Regions from separate parts of the Homo sapiens genome. Here region 1 is linked to region 2. Evidence: read pairs that join two places in POLR2A ChIA-PET (ENCODE). Cell type or tissue: Panc1. All regions are shown on one strand.

What was found. ChIA-PET counts read pairs that join two places held together with the same protein. Peaks named below come from ENCODE experiments on the same cell type or tissue, not always from the same donor. Only the 100,000 strongest peaks of a DNase experiment are listed, where the experiment ranks them.
Region 1: POLR2A ChIA-PET joins it to region 2 with 9 read pairs; 7 of 35 experiments call an interaction of 5 or more read pairs at or near these places.

Annotation. Positions count from the first base shown.
Region 1 is chr18:12,774,381-12,779,380 of GRCh38, reverse strand. No RefSeq gene overlaps it. Among named protein-coding and RNA genes, the nearest start is that of LINC01882, 27 kb to the right of the region's middle. In Panc1, no CTCF peak of the experiment used is centred here; no DNase peak of the experiment used is centred here; H3K4me3 peaks cover 1,493 bases; H3K27ac peaks cover 368 bases.
Region 2 is chr18:12,951,047-12,956,046 of GRCh38, reverse strand. SEH1L (SEH1 like nucleoporin) reads right to left here. Exons shown (of 9, transcript NM_001013437.2): 2 at 4,142-4,192; 3 at 438-584. Among named protein-coding and RNA genes, the nearest start is that of SEH1L, 5.5 kb to the right of the region's middle. In Panc1, no CTCF peak of the experiment used is centred here; no DNase peak of the experiment used is centred here; H3K27ac peaks cover 213 bases.

The sequences.
Region 1 (5,000 bases), 180 kb after region 2:
GACACAGTTCTTAGTCTCACTGTCCCCTCAGGACGCATGATGGCTGCGGGATCCCAGTCATCATGTTCACATTCCAGGAGTGCAGAGTGAGCTTCCTAAATCAGGCTTCCCTGAAGGTGGCATTCCACTTCCATTCTCACCTCACTGGCTGGAATGTGGCCACATGCACTTAGGGGCAAGGAAGTCCAGAAAATTGAGCATTTCAGTGGGCATATTGCTGTGCTGTTCAGATGGAGTTGAGCCAGCCACACACAACCCAGTGCAGACCGTAAAAATGAGCCCACAGCGCACTCCTGCTAAGATGCATGCAGGAAGTTGGACGCCTCGTCAATGTGTTTAAATACGGCGTGGGGAGGCCTGGCGTGGTGGCTCACGCCTGTAATCCCAGCACTTTGGGAGGCCGAGGAGGGTGGATCACTTGAGGTCAGGAGTTCGAGGCCAGCCTGGCCAATATAGCAAAACTACTAATGTAGTTAGTGCGTCTCTACTAAAAGTACAAAAATTAGCCTGGCATGGTGGCGCGCGCCTGTAATCCCAGCTATTTGAGAGGCTGAGGCAGGAGAATTGCTTGAACCTGGGAGGCGGAGGTTGTAGTGAACCGAGATCGCACCAGTGCACTCCAGCCTCAGCGACAGAGCAAGACTCTGTCTCAAAATACATACATGCAAACATACATACATACATACAGGTTGGGGGAGTCAGTATCGTTTTCGGTTCAGTGTACCAAGAAGCACAAGGAAAAGCGTCTTTTACATCTCACCCTGTGGAACTCGAGCAATGATCACAGACTGCAAAACCGGAAAAATGGAGGGAGCACAGTTTGTCCATCTAAGGATTCAGATTTCTGCGCTGAGCGTTCCATGACTGTCCTGCCCTTTCTCGAACAGTGAAAAGAATGGCACTTTTCTAGCCAGGATTGGAGGTGGATGCTGGTGAGCAAGCGCAAGGTGGGCATTATATTGCAGCCTAGGGGCGTTACCGTCTCAACGTGCAGTGTCTCATGAACGGATGCTTGTGGAATCCAGGCAATACGAAGAAAATTATATGAATCCAAAGAAACCATGCCGCTGGAACGTCTTTGGATGAAGTGACTAAAGCACCTGAATAATTAATATTAATTTACTTGTGTTTCTGATATTCTTAACTGGCTTTGAGGAAGTTTGAATAAAAATGCCAGGTAATGAATATCTGTGTTTGTGCAACAATGTGCTAAGCTGGAGTTCAGCATGAATAACTTTAAGCCATACATGAGTGAGGGAAGCTCAGCGGTCTCGAGCTCTGCGAGTCCCCAGCATCGCCCTCTGCGTGGAGCGGGGTCTGCAGAGCCGGCCCGAGCCCGGCCGCCCCCACGGCCTGCACCTGCAGTCCCCTAAGTATTCCCTGGGGCTGGGCCGGGGCTTGGCCCGCGGCTAACGCTGAGCAGTGATTTCATGCGAGGGGAGCATCTGCGCAGGGCGATCTGGAAAGTTCTCCCGCTGGCTGTGGAGTCGTCCTGCCTGAGAGGCGCCAGCACCAGCGTGCCTGGGCCCGCAGCCGTGCTGAGTGGGTCTCCGGGGTTTTATGGGAAGCTCCGAGAGCCCAGTCCGTGGCCACGCACCTGCCCACGGCTCCCCGGGAGGCACAGGCCCCGGCTCACTTCCCCACTCAAAACGCCGCAGGGGCTTGTGCCGTTCGCAGCCTCCGATCAGGAATGGTGCAGGGAAGCCGGTTCCAGGAAGGGCCCCGCCTCGGAGCGGGGTGGCGCAGCCCCAGGGGAGGGCCCTCAGCCCGCTCGGGAGCCCGGACGGCGCCAGCACAGCGCCTACAGCACGCCGCGCCACGGCCCCCGCTTTGGAGAAGTCTCAGGAAACGGCGAGGAAGAAGATACGTTGGAAGCAGCACCGTGAACTATTCCCCACCTGAAGGAAGAAGCTCGTTCCCTTTTGGCTCCAGGACTATTCGGGGTGGGCCTGTTGCCCTGAAACTGAGAGGTGACAGCCTGCTGGCAGCCCTCGCAGCCCTCGCTCCCTCTCGGCGCCTCCTCTGTCTGGGCACCCACTCTGGCGGCGCTCGAGAAGCCCTTCAGCCCGCTGCTGCACTGTGGGAGCCCCTTCCTGGGACGGCCGAGGCCGGAGCCGGCTCCCTCAGCTTGCGAGGAGGTGTGGAGAGAGGCATGGGCGGGAACCTGGGCTGCGTGCGGCGCTTGCGGGCCAGCTAGAGTTCCGGGTGGGCATGGGCTTGGCGGGCCCCACACTCGGAGCGGCCGGCCGGGCCGCCGGCCCCGGGCAGTGAGGGGCTTAGCACCCGGGCCAGCAGCTGCGGAGGGTGCGCCGGGTCCCCCAGCAGTGCCTGCCCACCGGCGCTGCGCTCGATTTCTCTCCAGGCCTTAGCTGCCTCCCCGCCGGGCAGAGCTCAGGACCTGCAGCCTGCTATGCCTGAGCCTCCCCCCACCCCCCTGCCGCCATGGGCTCCTGCGTAGCCCGAGCCTCCCAGACGAGCGCCGCCCCCTGCTCCACGGCGCCCGATCCCATCGACCGCCCAAAGGCTGAGGAGTGCGGGCGCAGTGCGCGGGACTGGCAGGCAGCTCCACCAGCGGCCCTGATGCGGGATCCACTGGGTAAAGCCAGCTGGGCTCCTGAGTCTAGTGGGGACTTGGAGAACATTTATGTCTAGCTAAGGGATTGTAAATACACCAATCGGCACTCTGTATCTAGCTCAAGGTTTGTAAACTCACCAATCAGCACCCTGTGTCTAGTTCAGAGTTTATGGATGCACCAATCAGCGCTCTGTGTCTAGCTAATCTGGTGGGGACTTGGAGAATCTGTCTAGCTAAGGGATTGCGAATACACCAATTGGCGCTCTGTATCTAGCTCAAGGTTTGTGGATGCACCAATCAGCACTCTGTGTCTAGATCAAGGTTTGTAAGTGCACCAATCAGCGCTCTGTGTCTAGCTGATCTGGTGGGGACCTGGAGAACCTTTATGTCTAGCGAAGGGATTGCGAATACACCAATCGCCACCCTGTATCTAGCTCAAGGTTTGTAAATGCACCAATCAGCACTCTGTATCTAGCTAATCCAGTGGGGATGTGGAGAACTTTTGTGTTTAGCTCAGGGATTGTAAACACACCAATCAGCACCCTGCCAAAACGGGCCAATCAGTTCTCTGTAAAACAGACCAATCGGCTCTCTGTAAAATGGACCAATCAGCAGGATGTGGGTGGGGCCAGATAAGTGAATAAAAGCAGGCTGCCCAAGCTCGCAGTGGCAACCCACTCAGATTCCGTTTCATAGTGTGGAGGTTTTGTTCTTTCACTCTGCAGTAAATCTTACTGCTGCTCAGTGTTTGGGTCTGTGCTACCTTTATGAGCTGTAACACTCACGGTGGAAGCCTGCAGTCTCACTCCTGAGGCCAGGGAGACCACGAACCCACCAGGAGGAATGAACAACTCCGGAGGCGCAGACTTAAGAGCTGTAACACTCACCGCGAAGGTCTGTAGTTTCACTTTTGAACCAGCGAGACCATGAACCCGCCAGAAAGAAAAAACTGCCAACACAGCCGGACATCAGAAGGAACAAACTGGGGACACGCTGCCTTTAAGAAACATAACAGGCACCGTGAGGGTCCACGGCTTCATTCTTGAAGTTAGTGAGACCAAGAACCCACCTAATCCCGGGCACAAAACCACCTCAATCTCCCAAAGACCGAAAGCCCTGGTGTCGCTGGGACCAGAGGTGAGACGTGGAACACGTGGGGAAGATGAGAAGGCGCTGGAGAAGGAGGGTGGTGGTCGCAGATGGGAATGTGGTGGAGCCAATGAGCTGTGCGGGTAAAAATGGTTGATAGAAATTGATGTATATTTTACCACAATTGTGTGTGTGTGTGTTTGTGTGAGAGTTCTGTTTATCTGCACAATAGGATTGTACTCGTAGTTTGCAGTGTTGTTGAGAGAAAGAAATAGGATCTTAAAGTGCTTATCACAGCATCTAGCGCCTTTTAAATACTGAAGAATAGTAATACGATTAGCAGCCGAAGAATGTGCTATTTATATTAAAATAAAAAATACATCAGGCCATCCCTCAGCGAGGCAGCCAAAGTTAGCACCTACGCAATGAGCCATGCTGGTGGTGTGTGCTTTTGCATGGGTGTGAAAAGCTATGCTCTCAGCAGACCCAAAACCCCATCTAATCACGAGAAAAACAGCAGACACATGCCAGCTGAGAGGATAGCGGGCCAGGCCTCCTCAAAACTGATGGGCTCATCAGCAACAAGGAAAGTGTGAGGAACTCTTAGCTTGGGAGGAGCCTGCGGAGAGTAACTACAACCACCACCGGCAACGGGGCATCCTGGGCCGGCTCCCAGACCAGAAAATGACATCAGGTAAAAACTAAAGGAAGCTGAATAAATGGTGGGCTTTAGTTATAACAGTGGATCAGCATGAGTTCATTAATTGTGACAAATTTGCCATTCTAATGTAAGATGTTAAGAGGAGAAACCGGGTGTGGGGCATATAGGAACTCTGTGTTAGCTTGGCAATTGTTCTATAAATCTACAACGAATCTAAAATGTAACAATTATTGGAAAGGAGGACTGAAAAGATTCAAGAGAAAGTGATAATATTGAAGACAGGGGAAGAAACTGACATACAGATAATAGGAGTCCCTGAAGAAGAAATCCAAAGTGAATAGAACAGTGAAATTTGTAAATCAAGAAAAGTTTCCTGAAATAAAATTTGAAACTACATACTGAGAAACTATATATACATTTATATTTTTTAAGACGGGGGGGGGGTCTCGCTCTCTTGCCCAGGCTGGAGTGCAGTGGCGCCTTCCAAGCTGCTCCCTGAGCCTGGCTCCCAGGCATCGCACAGGCACTTGGTGCTGGCAAAAGTAGCCTTTTTTTTTTTTTCACTTATTTATTTTTATTTATTTATTTATTTATTTTGAGATGGAGTCTTGCTCTCTCTCCTAGGCTGGAGTGAAGTGGTGGGATCTCGGCTCACGGCAACCTTTGCCTCCCGGG
Region 2 (5,000 bases):
TTTTATTAACCCTTAAGAGTTTAAAGTTAAAAAAAAAAAAGAATTTTAGAGTTAGGCACAGTGGCTCATGCCTATAATCTCAGCAACTCAGGAGGCTGAGGTGGGGCCAGGAGTTTGAGACTGCAGTGAGCCAGAATACTTTAAAATCATATATTACTATCATAAAATATACTAATAGGTAAAATCAAATACAATGCAAATATTCTGGATTCATCATAAAAGTTATAAACAATGCAGTGATGCTCCTAAGTATTGCTTCAGACCCAAGTTAAAATGAAATAAAAAAGGAAGAAAAAAACATGGAAGAAAGAACTTTAGAACTGGTAAAACTAGAGGGGAGTGGTGATATTTTACCAATTATCTGAGGTAGCCTTCGGATGAATGCTCCTTGGCTGCTCATGTCTTCCCGGTCCCCAGAATACTAATAAATGTCTCACCCAGTGGCTCTGTCCTCGCAGTTTATCATTTGATTCTCCTACTATTTCTTCCCATACAGCAGCTGTTCGGTCAAAAGAACAGGAAGCCAAAACCTGCCCAAATTCAGGATGGGCCCATGTCACACGCCATACAGATCCACTATGTGTCTGGGGAATCAAAAAAAAAAAAGAAAAGAACAGATACTCATTATCCCAGGGCTTCTTTTTTCCTAAATACTTATTCATATTTCATAAACACTGGTTTTACATCAGGAAACAGAATATAGTTTTACTTCTATGAGAGAAGAAAACTGATCAACATAACATGTAAATAAAAAGTTAAATTCCAGAATGTTTTAACCTTTAGAAGACATTCTATATTTAGGATTGTAATGCTTCTGAAGTCCAGTTCTTCTGACATTTTACTAATAAAAGAAAAATCTAGCCAGATAAACTTGACTACTTCCAGTGCTGATAGTTGGAGAGTTGCTTCAGAGTTTAGCGTAACCAACCTTTGAAACAAAGATTCTGTAAGTCCACCATTTTACTTGCAAATTCTTTCTACAGAAAATACCCACCTAATAAAATAAATAACATTAGATTTATTTGCTCCAAAATCCATACAGACAGAAAGTAGATTAGTGGTTACCAGCGGCTGGGAGCAGAGTAAACAAGAAGTGACTGCTAAATGAGCACAGGGTTTCCTTTAGAGGTGGTAAACAATGTTCTGAAATTAGAAGTGGTGGTGGTTGCCAATTAAATGAATATACTTAAAATCACTAAATTGTACACTTTAAATGGGTGCACATTATGATATGTAAATTATAGCTCAATCAAAAAAATACTTTTTTTTCATTTGATTCAACCAGGCATAGTGGCTCACGCCTGTCTTCTCAGCCCTTTAGGGGGCTGAGGTGGGCAGACTGCTTGAGCCCAGGGGTTCAAGACCAGTCTGGGCAATATGGCAAAATGCCATCACTACAAAAAATACAAAAAATTAGTCAGGTGTGGTGGTATGCACTTACGGTCCCAGCTGCTTGGGAGGCTGAGGTGGGAGGATCACTTCAGCCTGGAAGGTTGAGGCTGCAGTAAGCCAAGATTGTGCCACTGCACTCCAGCCTGGGTGACAGAGCAAGAACTTGTCTCCAAAAAAAAATTATTTGCTTCAAAAGTCTAACAATATATAGAGATTATAGCCATAGAATGCTTAAATGATTTTAACTGACAATACAGTCTATCGATAACAGACTATTGTAGGAAGAGCAAATATGGGGAAGCCCAAATCCTTACACCCCTCCTGTTGGCCAAGGGGTGGGAGGGGAGGTGGCTGGAGAAGGGATACAAAGGTCTTAAAGAATTTCACCATCAAAAGAATTTGCTAGGTGCTTCTCAGGGAAAATACTGTATAATAACAAATAACATTCAGAAAATGTGTTTCACACTGTATAGCTAACATTTTTTACATTCAACAACATAAAAATAGTTTAACCAATAACTTCTACATGGTAACAATGTCACCAACTAAAGGTACATTTTGCACCCTTTTTTTTTAACCTTGTTTTGTCCAGTCTTTTCTGTATCATCTTTAATTCTTACTTATACAGGGCTATAAAATTAAAAATGCACACTAAGGCAGATAAGTTTTATTAGATTTACAGTAAAATGCAATCTAAAGAATAAGGTTTGCACAAAGATGCTCATCACAATAAAATGGAAACTGAAATATCCACTAGTTAAGCAAAATGGTATATTTATTGGCTGTTAATAAAAAGCCTTTAAAGATATAGAAAAGTACATATGAAATATATTAGGCTTAAAAGCAAGAGATGGGGTTTCCTTTTGGAATAATAAAAATGTTTTAGAACTAGAAAAAGGTGGTAGTTACACAACACTGTAAATGAAGTAAATGCCAATTAATTGTTTACTCTGAAATTATTAATTTTATAAGTTAACCTCACCTTAAAAGGGGGGGGGACCTTGGATAGACCTTTCACAAAAGAAGATACATGAATGGTAAATAAGCATATGAAAAAATAATCAACATGAGGTATTAAGGAAATACAAATCAAAATCCAATGATTTTTGTGGTCACTTCTCAACTACTAAAATGGCTATAATAAAAAAGACAGATATTATCGAGTGTAGGTGAGGATGTAGAGAAACTGGAACCTCACACATGGCTGGTGGGCACAGCCACTTTGGAAGAGTTTCGCAGTTTCTTAGAAAGCTAAGTGCATATAGCCCATCAATTCCACTCCTACGCATCTATCCAAAAGAAATGAAAATATATGTCTACACAGACTTACATGGCACGTTCTTAACATTACTCATAACAGCCAAAAACAACAACTCAAATGTCCGTCAACTGGTGAACAGACAAACAAAACGTGGCAATATACATACAACGGACTACTCAGTATCAAAGGAACAAATTGACACATGACACAATATGGATGAACCTCAAAACATGCAAAGGGAAAGTGGCCAGACACAAAGGACTATGTATTTCAAAATTCCATTTCTATGAAATTTCTAGAAAGGATAAACCAGGCCAGGCATGGTGGCTCAAGCCTGTAATCCCAGCACTTTGGAAGGCCAAGGCGGGCGGATCACTTGAGGTCAGGAGTTCGAGACCAGCCTGGTCAACATAGTGAAACCCTGTCTCTACCAAAACTACAAAAATTAGCCGGGTGTGGTGGCATGCGCCTGTAATCCCAGCTACTCAGGAGGCTGAGGCAGGAGAATCGCTTGAACCCAGGAGGCAGAGGTTGCAACGAGCCAACATCGCACCACTGCACTCCAGCCTGGGCGACAGAGCAAGACGCCAGCTCAAAAAAAAAAAAAAAGAAAAGAAGAGAAGAGAGGGTGGGAGGGGAGGGGAGAGGGAGGGCAGAGGAGAGAAGAAACCTATGGAGACAGAAAATGGATCAGTGGTTGCCTGGGGCTTGGAGTGGGAATAGGATACAAAGGAATTTCTGAGTTTGAGAGAAAAGTTCTAAAACTGGATTACAGTGATGACTACACAACTATGTAAGTTTACTAAAACTCACTGAACTGTACATTTAAAATGGATGACTTTTAAGGTATGAAAATTTCTACTTGGCCGGGCACAGTGGCTCATGCCTATAAACCCAGCACTTTGGGAGGCCGAGGGAGGATCACCTGAGGTCAGGAGTTTGAGACCAGCCTGGCCAACATGGCGAAACCCCATCTCTGCTAAAAACACAAAAATTAGCCGGGCATCGTGGTGCACGCCTACAGTCCCAGCTACTTGGGAGGCTGAGGCAGAAGAATCACTTGAACCCAACAGGCGGAGGTTGCAGTGAGCCAAGATCACGCCACTGCACTCCCACCTGGGCAAGAGAGCAAGACTCTCCGTCTCAAAAAAAAAAAAAAAAGAAAATTTCTACTTGAGTAAAGGTTTTGTTTTTTTTTTTTAAGAGAAAACTATGTATGAAACATCACAACAATTAAAATATGTAAAGGCAAAAGGAATATTCTGAATTACTAAGATAATTATGTTAGAATGCTACAGAATTACAGATTTTCTTACTCTCAAATTCTGAGAAACACAGTTGTTACTTTAATAGCGAAAAACAGTAAAATGTCTTCCCAGGAAAAGAACTACTGTATAAATGTTATTTTCTCAAAACAATTCATAGATAACTATAAAATAAACAGTAAATATTTCTGTATTTTTAATAAATGTAAAAATAAATACTAACCTTCCAGCTAGCAGTACAATGCCAATCACCACTTTCACTTTTATCCCAGACCTATAAGAAAATAAAAGGCAGATATTTTATACAAAAATTCCTACAAATTGATACAAAAACTATAAGACTGAATCAGTGTACAAGGAAAGCGGTGAACATATAGTTAACAAAAGAACACAATCAGCAAGTAAACATTCATTCATTCAATTAAGTATTTATTGAGAGGCTGGGTGCGATGGCTCATGCCTGTAATCCCAGCACTTTGGGAGGCCAAGGCAAACGGATCACCTGAGGTCAGGAGTTCGAGACCAGCCTAGACAACGTGGTGAAACCCCGTCTCTACTAAAAATACAAAAATTAGCCAGGCATGGTGCCGCATGCCTATAGTCCCAGCTACTAGGGAGGCTGAGGCAAGACAATCGTTTGAACCCCAGAGGCGGAGGTCGCAGTGAGCTGACATCACGCCACTGCACTCCAGCCTGGGAGACAAAGCAAGACTCCGTCTCAAAAAATTTACATTGAGAACCTTGAATGTGTCAAGCACTGGGCCAAGCACCAAGGGATTCAGGAAGCTGAGCTCTATTAGGTAACAGAGACAATTAGTTACAGTCACTACGCTTGGAGGCCATTTTAAACAGCAAAATCACCAACAGAAAGAACAAATAATCATTGCACTAAATAAATCATGAAAAACACCTGCTTACAGTATGAGCCAAAATAGAGTATCGCCTGGTTTCACCTCAATGGGAAACGTCTGTCCTGAGACTCAAACTTTTTCACCACTCCTCACACATGCACAAATGACTGCAAAACCAGTGTGACTTTTGGGGTACAAGTAAATTTCAGAGTAGACAAATTCAAAAAATAC